2 separate regions of the Homo sapiens genome follow, and region 2 is linked to region 1. Evidence: chromatin contacts called from ENCODE Hi-C data. All regions are on one chromosome and are shown on one strand. The core of a region is the stretch at or near the end of the contact, and the rest is flanking DNA. Distances in the headings are between cores, read along the strand shown.

Region 1 (6,403 bases), core at 2,277-4,776:
AAAAAAGTTGACAGTTAAATAAAAACTAATAAAATAGTTACTTATGGGGAGGGTAGAAGGGACATGAATGAGAGTGAACCTCTGTGAAAATAGCTTCTTATAAAACCCAATATATATTTATTATAATTAAAATACAAAAATTAAGTTTTAAAGAAGTGAAAATAATCAATAAAAATGGTAAATGAATGGAAACAAATGAACCTGTCTATCAAATTGGTGCAAGAGTCATAAAGAGGAAAATATTCCAAGTGAATTTAGGATATGGTAATTTGACTGTACATCTCAGATAATATATTCTAATGATGAGAATAACTACTAAAAAATCTCAAATGGCATTCAGTATCTAATTGTTAGTAGTAATATTGTCATTGTTGCTTGGAAACTGTTATATGAATGTTCAAACTGTTACTTTGAGACTGTTATATGACAAATAAATAATTATATTACTCCTAAAAGGAATCAAGGTTTTCAGTGTACAAGAAATGAGATCAAAGGATAAAATAAAAGAAAATAAGTAAAACTTTATTTTTTTATTTAAGTTAAAAATATAACTATGAATTTGTGGCTTTTCCCTTTTATTAAATAACAACACCACCATCTTATTTCCTAGCCTTGTCAAATATAGGATCTAGATGCAATAATTACTCATAGCACTGGTCACTTCTAATATCCAGATTGTGGTCTCTCAGTACTGTTTCCAACGTAAAGGAAATGAGTTTTTGGGAAACTGAATGATGCTAGGTCTGGGGCAGGAAAACACTAGTTGGATCTGGGGCACACTATTGCACCAGAAAGTGAGGAAGCAATCAAAGACTGGTGTGATTACATTAAAAGACCATAGGAATTAAGTAGAAGAAGCTCCCACTGGCCAAAAAATGGGAGAATTTGAGTTCACAAAGAGAATAATGACTGCGATTGATAGAAATATATCAAATATCTAAAAATCAGTAAGTTCAGAACAGGACAAGGGTGTCACTCTTTCCATTTCCACATTGTACCATAGAACATTCTGGCTAGGACAGCTAGGCAAAAAAAAAAAAAAAAAAAAAAAAAAGAAGATTCACATTGGTAAGTAAGAAGTAAAATTATTTATATTCACAAATGACATGATCTTGTATATTAAAAAGATCAAAGACTCTACCAAAAAACAATGAGAACTAACACACAAGTTCAACAGATCAATATAAAAAAATCAATTGTATTTCTATACAGTAGTAATAAATAGTCTGAAAATGAAATTAAGAAAACCATTCTCTTTACATGAGTGTCAAAATGAATAAAATACTTAGGAATAAATTTATTTTATTCCTAAGGAATAAAAGGAAGTACAAAACTCAAAACTTGTACACTGAAAACTACAAAACAGTATTGAAAAACATTAAAGAAGATTTAAATAAATGGAAAGGCACTCCATATTAACAGATTGAAAGACTTAATATTGTTGGGATGGCAATATTCCAGTTCATCTACAGATTCAACACAATTTCTATCAAAATTCATATGGGCATGGAAGGAAACCAGAATGGTCCAAATAATCTTTAAAAAGAACAAAACTGGTTACTCATATTTCCTGATTTCAAAACTTATTACAAAGCTATAGAAATCAAGACTGTTTTTTACTGTCATAAGGATAGACATATTGACCAATGAAATATAATTGAGAATCCAAAAATAAATTCATATGCTTATGGTCAATTGATTTTTGACAAAGCAGCCGAGACCATTTCATGGGAAAAGAATAGTCTTCAACAAATGCTGGAAGAACTGAATAACTGAATATCCACATGCAAAAAAATCAATTTGTACCCTGAAATCCTACCATACACAATAAAGTGAATCATGTATCTACATATAAAAGCTAAAATCATTAAACTCAGAAGAAAACACAGTAGTAACTCTTTATGATCTTGAATTAGGCAATGGTTTCTTAGTTATGGCAACAAAAGCACAAGGGATAAAAGAAAAGATTGATAAGTTGGACTTCATCAACATTAAAAAAATTTTGTGCTTCAAAGAATGCCATCAAGAAAGTGAAAAACAACACACAGAGAATATTCTCAAATCATGTATCTGAAAAGGGACTCATATCCAGACTATCTAAAGAATTCTTACAATAATAAAAGACACATAAGCCAATTAAAAAATGGGCAAACGATTTGAATAGATATTTTTCCAAAGGAGATAATGAATGAATAATGAGCACATGAAAAGATGCTCAGCATCACTGGTCATTAGAGAACTACAGCTAAAAACCCCAAGGAAATACTACTGCACACCCGCTGGAATGGCTGTCATAAAAAAAGACAGCCAGTAACAAGTGTTAGTGAGGATATGGAGAAAACTGGAACTTCATACATTGCCAGTGTGAATGTAAAAGGTGCAGTCCCTTTGGAAACGAGTTTGGCAGTTCCTCAAAATCTTAAACATAAAGTTACCATATAACCTAGCAATTCCACTCCTAGGAATCTACCCAAGAGAAATGAAAACATGTCCATACAAAAATTTGTACATGAATGTTCATAACAGCATTACTCACAATAGCCAAAAAGTGGATACAATCCAATGTCTATCAACTGATGAATAAACAAACTGTACCATATCCATGCAATAGGATATTACTCAGCAATAAAAGAACTGAATTACTTACATATGCTACAATATGGGTGAGTCCCAAAAACATAAGTGTCACAAAAGTCCACATATTGTGATCATTTATATGAAATATCAGAAAAGGTAAATCTTTTTTATCTTTTTTTTTGCTAGACTTTTAAAAGCAAAAATCTTGGTTTTACTCATCAATTCTACTTTTTGTTTGTTTTTAAATCCCTTACTTTTGTTTTTATCTCTACTAGTATTTCTACTTTGTTTTGGTTAATTTTGTTTTTTCTTACTTTTGAGTGAAAATGAATTAATTTGGTTTAGTTTCAAATTTCTAAATTTCCAGTTGCTTTTTGGAGGGTTCTGTCTTAATTTAAAATATGAATATGAAGACAGATACCTTCTTGAGAGACCTGAAAATGTTATTTCCAAATTCCAAATATGACACTGTATTATGTTGTTCTATTGAAAGAATCAATCTGAGATAATTCACATTAAAATATGAAGTTGGATCTGCAGGAGAGAAGATTGTAGTTAGTCTTGTAAATTTAAAAGTTGTCTTTCCATGAAAACATTAAGAAAAGCAGATGGCCATGTTTTGTTTCTATTATCCCTGCTTGAGCCTAGGATTATCCAAATTCCAATTTCCCAAAACTGCTAATACAAAAAAGGTATGCGCCTTCAAGGAACGTCTTTCCTTTAAAAACCTCATCCCACTCATCCAAAATCTTATTAAAGTCATTTGACAGCCTTCATTCTTTTTTGACCAATCAGTTCCCCAAGCTCAACCAACTTTGTTCAGAAACCTTTTACATTTCTTATTATGTGGGAAAATGATTCATTTTAATTGAAGAGAGCTTGTTCGGAATTTTCAAAATGAAATTTGAGCTCAGACAAAGAAAGCCTCAGACAGAAAGGGTAATTTTTCATCAACTACTGAAACCAGGGGACATAAAACGAATGTCTGTCTGTGCCCTTAGCATTCATGGTTTCTGCCATGGAACTGAATGCCCATTCTTCATTGTTGATCTGTGACTCAGCCCTTGTGCATGAATACTTGGATAGAACAGAGACACACAGCAGGGCAATTCTTCCCTAGTTTAAATTGTTTATGGTGCCTTTTGTACCTATAATTCACAATTTAAACATTCCTCTTAAGTGCATTTGTTTATATGCTACTCAGGCTTAACAATGGGCTTTTGAGAAGCTCTTATGTACTATTACACTACGAAATGTCTCCTTACCATAGAAAAGAAGGTGGTGGGGGAGTGGGGATGGGAATATGACCTTCTGCCCTGAGGACTTGTGCAAAGAACGCAGACTGACTGTGGGAATCTGGGGAAAGAAATGATTCCTCCAACAACTGAAGGAGGAGTGTGAAACAGGTGCTCCAATATTGAGGCTGTACAGGAGGAAAGAGCCTGGGCTCAGGAATGATACAGAGCACGAGGTGCTTCATGAATGTCGTGGAAGAGTTAGGCCGGTGAAGCACAGGTAAATGTGTGCCAGGCAGGAGAAACAGCAGAAACGATTTAGGAAGGTATGGCAGGTCTTGTGCGTGTAGAGGGGTTTCATGCAAGACTGAAGCAGGTGTGGAGAGGACGAGATGCAGGAGATGAGGTCCACTCAAGGAGGGTCTTGTAGGCCACACCAAGAGAGGGCATTGGGGTGCCCTTAGGGGGTGGCAGGATCATATCAGAATCGGGGGATTGTCTCCCTGAAGCAGGGTGGAGATCAGATGGGAAAGGGCAGGGTGTGTGGAATCAGGGAGGTCAGTTAGGAGGCCTTTGCAGTTGCCCAGCTTGCAATGATGGCACCTGGCAGTAAGGAAACAGCCATGGGAATAGTGAAAGTGAGCAGATCCTGTGATGTTAGAGGCTCACTTCTATTACTCTTGGCCGTTGGTTGGATATGGGGCCTGAAGGAATGGAATGATTTTCATTTCTGCCTTCACAAGCTGGGTGGATGGTAGTGCCTTTTGCTAGGCCAGACCACACAAGCAGAGGTTGTCTGCAAAATGCAGGCAGAGTGGTTATGCATGCTGGAAGGTATGGGAAAAGTGGACAAGGCTGGAGACAGATATATAAAACAAGACAAGCTGACCGAAAGCATGCTCAGCAGTCTTTGGCTCTCACAGAGTATGGAGACCATAACTGGCATGGCCTGCGTGGCTGTAGGATTTTTTTCCAGGCTCATGAGAGAGGTGGGTGCTGACTGATGCCCTGGCTTGGGCAGATGTCCCTCAGATCAGAGCAGGACATACTTAGATGCCAAAGTGTCCTATCCAACAATAGTCAAGAGATGTCCACCAATGTAGGAATAGATAAACAAAACATGGTATAAACATATCATGGAATATTATTCAGTCTTAAAAAGGAAGGAAATTCTGACCCATGCTAGAACATGAAGGGACCTTGAGGACATTATGCTATGATAGATAAGCTAGTCACGAAAAGACATATACTGTATGACTTCAAAATTCATAAAGACAGAAGGTGGAATGATGGTTGCCAAGGGCTGGGGCAGGGGAGAGTGGGGAGCTTCTAACAGGTTCAGAGTTTCAGCTTTGCAAGGTGAAAGTGTTCTGGAGGTCTGTGGCATAACAACGTGAATACAGTTAACACTACTGAACTGAACACTTTAAAATTTTCACCACAATTAAAAATTTAAAAAATTTTGGCTGGGCATGGTGGCTCAAGCCTATAATCCCAGCACTTTGGGAGGCCAAGGCAGGTGGATCACTTGAGGTCAGGAGTTCAAGACTAGCCTAGCCAAGATGGTGAAACCCCGTCTCTACTACAAATACAAAAATTAGCCCGGCATAGTGGTAGGTGCCTGTAATCCCAGCTACTCAGGAGGCTGAGGCGAAGAATCGCTTGAACATGGGTGGCAGAGGTTGCAGTGAGCCGAGATCGCACCACTGCACTCCAGCCTGAGCAAACAAGAGCGAAACGTCATCTAAAAAAAAATTTTTTTTTAAAGAAAGACATGCTATAAGCAATAAAGAAGTTTAGCTTGACTTACAACTACTCAGGAGGCTGAGGCAAGAGGATCTTTTGAACCTGGGAGTCTGAGGCTGCAGTGAGCTATGATTGTGCCACTGCACTCCAGTCTGGTGACAGAGGGAGACCAATCTTTAAAATGAATGAATGGGCCGGGTGCGGTGGCTCATGCCTGTAATCCCAGCACTTTGGGAGGCTGCGGCAGGTGGATCAACTGAGGTTAGGAGTTTGGGACCAGCCTGGCCAACAGGGTGAAACCCTGTCTTTACTAAAAATACAAAAATTAGCTGGGCATGGTGGCATTCACCTGTAGTCCCAGCTACTCAGGAGGCTGAGGCAGGAGAATCACTTGAACCCGGGAGGCGGAGGTTGCAGTGAGCAGAGATTGCACCACTGCACTCTAGCCTGGGAGACAGAGCAAGAGTCCATCTCAGAAAAAGTAAATAAATAAATAAAATGAATGAATAAATAAAATTTAAAAAAAATTAAAAGTGTCCTATGAATGCCTCTGAGTGGATAGTCTGCTTCCCTCTCACCTTGTTTGCCTTCACTGTGGTCCTGAGGCTGGCTCAGCCTGATGTCTGCTCTCCTGTCATCTGTTGACCGACTTTACCCGTGACCTGGGAATTCACACCTGCCTCCTGCAGAGGACAGGATGTTTTCTGTGGCCACTGCAGCACTGACTCAAATAGGGAGAGCATCTGGGTTTGCTCTCCCCACTTGTAGTTGGTGAATGACATGGAGGACTGATTCCTCTTGTTCCCTGCAGAAATCTATCTTGTGCTATTTAGCAAAAGCCACCT
Region 2 (6,403 bases), core at 1,603-4,102, 150 kb after region 1:
AAAATTCTTAAGGTGACTCATAAGGCCATGCATGGTCTGGCCTCTGTCTACCTGTTTTTCAAGTGCAGGACCCCTAGGACTTATTGAAGGTTTGTGAAGTGGATGGATGGATAGATGGATTAGTGGGTAGATAGATGGATGGGTAGATGAATGGATGGGTAGATGAATGGATGGATGAATAGATGGATGGTTGGTGGATGGGTAGATAGATGAATATCTAGATGGGTGGATGGATCAATGGGTAGATATATGATGGATGGATGGATGGATAAATGAATAGATAGATGGTGGGTGGATGGATGGATGGATGAATAGAAAATTGGGTGGATTGTTGAATGGATGGGTGGATTAATGAACGGATGGATGGGTGGATAGATAGTGGATGGATGGCTGAGTAGATGGATGGTGGATGGGTGGATGGATAGGTGAAGGGGTGGATGGATGGATAGATGAATAGATGGATGGGTGGGTGGGTGGATGAATGGAATGATGGATGGATGGATATATGAGTGGGTAGATAGATGGATGGATGGCAGATGAATGAATAGATGGATGGGTGGATGGATAGGTGAATGGGTGGATGGATGGATAGATGGGTGGATAGATGAATAGATGGATGGGTGGGTGGGTGAATGGAAGGATGGATGGATGGATGAGTGGATGGATGGATGGGTGGAAAGAGAATAGGAAAGGATCCTATGTTCCTACCCTCACTCTGCAAGTAACTTTCTTTGAGACCTTTGACCTCTCACTCTCTTTGGATCTCAGTTTCCTCATTTGCGACGGGAAGAGTAAACAAGCTCATTTTTTAGGAGAAAGGTGCCAATTTTAATTCTTTTATTATTTTGGAAGTCACGGTAATATTTGTTTTTAAAAATTGTTTCATTGTTAAAAAATAAAAAATTTACATCTTCTGGATTAGGTGACATTTCAGATCCTTCCCAACTGCAATAGACTGTGATTATAGGGAGGTTTTACAAGTTAAAACATATGGATTTGGAGAACACACAGCACAGATTTTTCTCAAAAATCCTGATTTAATAAAATTTATTTTTTTCTAGTAAAGGAACTTGTTATAGGACTTACTAACACAATTCAATTTGTAAGCCTTTTAAAGACACCCTTATAAAACATTCGCAAATTAGAAAAGCAGGCTTTTCTTGGACCATATGTTGAGATTTGGGGTTTAGAAGTATGCTCACTGTCCACATGGTGCAAGCAAGCACTCTACATAAACAGGACCTTTGGATGAGGAGATCCTTGTGGATTATAACTGTGGCTGCTCCATCTTTGTTACCCCAGCTCAGCACCTGGTGCATAGTAAGTGCTCAGTAAAATTTGGCTTTAAATGAGGACGTAGGATGAAGAAGACTCTCAGTGGGGCTCTGTTAGAATTTTCAGTGATAGGAAAGGAAAATAACTTCCTTCCAAAGAAAGGAGTGGGTGGGGAGAAAGCTAGAAATATGGATGAAGGAAGGCGTACTCTTGGACCAAGCATGGGTAAAAATGGCAGGTCTTCTGCCTGTAGGGTGTTTCTCTCTATAGATTGAAATAAGCATGATTGAGCAAGGCAGCTTTTATGCCCCCTCAAAACAGCCTAGGTTCCTGATTTCCTGGCTAATCCACTTCATTTCCTACACTGAGGCTTGTGGACCATCCAGTCTATGTTTTTTCTTATCTCTCTTTGGATGTTTCTCTAGTCTGATATCTGACCCAGGTTTTCCAAACTTCTGTAACTCCCATTCAACCATGTGCAGCTGGCAGCACATGATGGTATTCACAGCAGGAAGAACTGTGGCCTGCAAGTCAGGAGACCTGGGCTCGACTCTCAGGTGTGCAACTTCAGGCAGTTCAGCCATTCCTGAGTCTCAGTTTCCTCAGGCATCAAATAAAGAGATCAGACAAAAATGCATCCTCAGTTTTGTATCTTATTTAGGTTATAACCTGGATATATAATTAGTGGGATACCAGAAAAGGCCTTTATCAGTTATGAATATTATAAATTGAGTGAAGCTCTCTGGTTAGCTTGTCGCCAAATGAGTAGTGTCCTAGGGGAATGGAGACTGATCTAGCTCTGTCTCCCTGATGGTTCTGCCTTAGGGTAATTCTGGGCCCAGGATCAATGCAGCCAACAGAACTACTTCCTGGGCTGCTAACAGTATCTGAAGCAGAGGTCTGTAGAAACTACAGAATCACTGACTTGTCTTCCTTAGCAACTTTATTTCCTCAGGCTGTGGAGCCCTACCAAGATTTTGCTTGACAGTTAATGAGGGAGTCCTTCTACCACGTTGGGATTCACACAGTTTATTTTGGTAGGTAACTAAGGCAGACAGAGATCATTAAACCCTTCATAAAACAGCCCATCAGCCACCTGCTTGCAGAGCAAAAGGCTGCTCTTTGGCAGGAAAGACTGTGTTCTTCAGCCCACTCTTGGGTCCCATGCAAGATTCTAATGAGGTTGCCTGTGAAAACTTTTTGGTTATGATATATTTCTTTCCATTTGTATAAAAGCAACCAATAAATACCAGTGATCTTGTCAGGCCATGCCAAAGAAGAATTTGTTGGGGATTTAATATCCCAATGCATTGGACATACTTGAATTTGGCTGAACAGCCAAATTGGGTGGTTTGGCTCAATTTAACCAGTTTAAATGTTGTTGGTGTATAGCTTTGCAAATGACTTTGGTTCTTACTGAATGATCACTGGAGGGGATTGGCTTATAAATGAATTCAAAATCCTCAGGTGTGTTTTAAAGATCTACAAAACAAGTCTCTCCTTTGTTGTAAATGGGCAAGACTCAATAAAGAGAGTGAGATGAAAAGAGCTATTAGTTCATCTGTTAGGGCATCCAAATATGCACCCAGAAGGCATAGCAACAAATAATTCATGCTTTAACATGTTCTACAAACAGCAAGGTATTCCAAACTACTGCCAACCACCTGACCAGGAAAAAGGGCATGGTGGTGATCATGAAATAATTGAGGGTAAAAGGCAGGGTTATAAGTCCTTTAAACCCTTTTGAGCTTAGGTAATGTCTTGCTGGGCACGTGGCTCTGATTCTTTCTCTGGTCTTTGCCAGCAGATTTTTAGGAATCTCCTGGCAGAAGAGCATTGTTTGTGGCACCTTCCACTTCTGCAGCACTCTTGGATGCTGACTATTTACAAGGACTTTCAACTGCCTCCTTCACCCATCTGGTATTAATTTTTATTTCTTCGTTATTGAGTCTCTGATTCATCTCTACGCAGACCTTTGAGTTTCCTGAAGGCTTTGCTTCCCCAGACAGGGTGCCCCACCCAAGTAAGTTCACTTGCTGTTTGCTTTGAGGAAAGTCAGGATCTAGAGTTCCCCAGCTCAGAGAACAAGACTATGACTCACTTTATCATCAAAGTCAGGATGGAGAGGATTTCCTTCATCTCCCTTTACTCTCACTCCCACGTCTGATCGTCTCATGGGTAATGGGGTCTTGGCATTTCTAGCTTGTAGGATCTCCCAGCTCCCTTCATTCTGTCCTGTGTCTCCATCTCAGTTGCCTCTGTCTTAGCTCACAGTCTCTCTCCTGGACTGTTGCAATTGTCTTCATATTGTATCCTAAAGGCAATGGGGTAGGCTTGGAAATGCTTTCAGTGGGAATTAACTCGATCACATTTTCTTGCATAAGAATCACACTGAAAATAGTCACTAATTCATTGAAGGGGCAGTTGAAATGGAGGTGGAGAGAAATCCATTATAAAGCTATACTCCAGTTGAGAATTATAAGGAAGGTTCGGATTAAGCTGGAGACAGGGACAGTGAAGAGGAGAGGAAATGGATATTTAGCAAGGAGAACCGAAAGAGCATAGTAACTGATTTGAATTACAAGGTGGGAGACGGAGCCGTTGGTAATAAATGTCTCCTGGATAAAACCTCTGGAGACTGCATGGATGCTAGTATCATTCTGAGAAAGAAGAAATTAAGAATTAAGTCTACGGGGGAAATGGTGAATTTGAATGCGGCATGTTAAGTTCCAGTTTCATGTGGAGACTATCCAATGGGGAGAGAATCTGTAAGCAGTTATATATCCCAAGTCTGAGATTCAGAGAGAGAGAATGTTGAAGACAGAGATTTTATAGTCATGAGCCTAGAGCTGGCAGTTAAAGCAAGAGAGCTTATAACATCTGCCAGACAGAGCTTGTTAAATGAGATAGGGGGCCAGGCACGGTGACTCACACTTGTAATCCCAGCACTCTGAGAGGCCGAGGCGGGCAGATCACCTCAGGTCAGGAGTTTGAGACCAGCCTGGCCAACATGGTGAAACCCCGTCTCTACTAAAAATACAAAAATTAGCTGGGTATGGGGGTGCGGGCCTGTGATCCCAGCTACTCGGGAGGCTGAGGAAGGAGAATTGCTTGAAACTGGGAGGTGGAGGTAGCAGTGAGTACTCCAGCCTGGGCTATAGGGTGAGGCTCCGTCTCAAAAAAATAAATTAAAAAAAAAAAAGATAGATAGGAAGATGGTAGGATCCTGGGGACTATCACTCCTAGAGGGCCGCACAGAGAAGAGAGGCCTGAAGGAGAGATTCAGGATGGTGCGTTATTACACAAAGAACAGAGGAAAGAACTTGACAATTAGATTATGCAGATTCTTGAGATCAGTTTCAAGAAAATGATGGGGACAGGCGCCAACTGCCGCTGGGTTGACTTGTGAATGAGAGATGAGAAACTGCAGACAGTCTAGACTTCTCTTTCTAGAAACTTGGCTGTAAAGAAAAGATGATAAACGGGAAATGGGTGACAGCATGCGTGGCCAGTGCACCCGAGAACAGGAAGGCACACGTGATAGTTAATTCTATGCGTCCACCTGACTAGGCCACAGGATGTCCAGACATTTGGGCAAACATTATTCTGGGTGTTCTGAGGGTGTTTTGAAATGAGATTAACGTGTAAATCAGTAAATTGAGTAAAGCAGGTGGCCCTCCCGATGCAGGTGGGCCTTGTTCAATCAGTTGAAGGCCTGAATAGAACAAAAAGGTGGACCTTCCCCTGAGCAAGAGAGAAATCCTCCTGCTTGGTCGTCTTTGAACTAGAACATTGGCTTTTTCTCACCTTTGGACTTAAATGGAGATATCAGATCTTCCTGGGTCTCAAACCTGCTGGCCTTTGTGCTAGAGCTATGTGATCCGCTCTCCTGGGTTCCAGAGCCTCAGACGCAGACAGGAACCACACCATCAGCTCTCTTGGGTCCCCAGTTTGCCAACTCATTCTGCAGATCTTGGGACCTGCCTGCCTCCATGATCACATGAGCCAAGTTCTTACAAGAAATCACTTTCTAAATATATATGTGTATCTTATTGGTTCTGAGAACCCTGAGTAATGCAGCACAAAATGGAAAAGAAAAGAGAAAAATAGAAAAGAAGGAAGGAAGGAGGGGTGAGAGGAAGGTGTGGAGCGGGGGATGAGAAACACAGCCTCTGTGCTTTGCAAGTGTGGGGAGACGGCGGGTCACTGCATCATTGTCTGTGATCGCTGACGGCGTTGATGACTCACTCATGTTACATAATTAGAATTCACCTTCAGACTTTGCTGTCTTACCATTTCGTCTCATAGAAACAAGGCTTCCTAGCTTGGCTTGTTTTCTTGTTACTCAGGGGCTGTTGCTAGCATAAGGTCATACTTAGAAAGCTGAACCCTCAATAAGATTACTCAGAGACTTGGCAGCTTTTTCCCTGGCCATTTTGTCTTTAAGTTAAAAAAAAACAACAGAAAACAGCTCACTCTTCTAAAATGACATTACACATCACTTTGAAATATGTCCTGTAGGCCAGCCCTGAAATGTATGGTCTTTCTGGACATTCATTGGAGAGAAGCTCTGTTTTTAAAAATGTAAAAAAAAAAAATTGTTTTACTCTAAAAGAGCGTCTCTGATAACCCAGTTTTTAGGAAACTATTGGCTGAAAAGAAACAACAGGAGAGGTGAGAATTTGTCCAGTTTATACCTAATTCATTTCTGCCATTATCCCATTCTGGGATAACTTCAGAAACCACGAGGGCCATTTAACCAAGAGATTTATTGGGCCTTAGAGTTCATTATGTTTCTGCCTTGTTTTTATAATGCTTTTGTTATAATATTAAAGTGACAAAGATAAACAACTTTATTTGTGGTTGTGCAGATGCCATGTGGAATATCTGCTCGGCTTGAAAAGATTCCCCTGGCTCTTCTGCCCACTCAGAACAGCGGGACCCACATTTCAGCTTGGACAACATGACCAAGCTCTGCTGTTCACAGCTGCCTGGCCCAGGCTGGGTGCCTGGCCCCAAGTTCAGGGCCAACGCCCTTTTCTGGGAATGGGGAATCAAAGCAGAAAAGCATCCTGTGCACTCACACTCTCACACACCCACACACTCACATGCACACTCACATGCACAC

What was found. Hi-C counts contacts between places; a loop is a spot of excess contacts on that map. Pooled maps may share reads with other maps.
Region 2: a pooled map of heart right ventricle shows a loop between it and region 1 (2.1-fold over the local background). The contact joins two enhancer-like sites. A Hi-C loop is called at or near these places in 2 of 168 maps with a recorded cell type or tissue (PC-3 and naive thymus-derived CD4-positive, alpha-beta T cell), 5 of 37 single-sample maps with no recorded cell type and 12 of 50 pooled maps.

The regions. Positions count from the first base shown.
Region 1 is chr6:11,157,870-11,164,272 of GRCh38, forward strand. No RefSeq gene overlaps it. Among named protein-coding and RNA genes, the nearest start is that of ERVFRD-1, 49 kb to the left of the region's middle. Within about 2 kb of position 3,527, at least 2 of the 41 ENCODE cell types and tissues checked have a DNase peak (open chromatin) inside an H3K27ac peak, as active enhancers do; they include PC-3, where a contact is called at or near this core.
Region 2 is chr6:11,312,964-11,319,366 of GRCh38, forward strand. All of the region lies in intron 4 of LOC105374925 (a long non-coding RNA gene), which reads left to right. It also overlaps a transcript of NEDD9 not described here. Among named protein-coding and RNA genes, the nearest start is that of NEDD9, 83 kb to the left of the region's middle. RefSeq lists an enhancer at 5,280-5,499. Within about 2 kb of position 2,853, at least 6 of the 41 ENCODE cell types and tissues checked have a DNase peak (open chromatin) inside an H3K27ac peak, as active enhancers do; they include PC-3, where a contact is called at or near this core.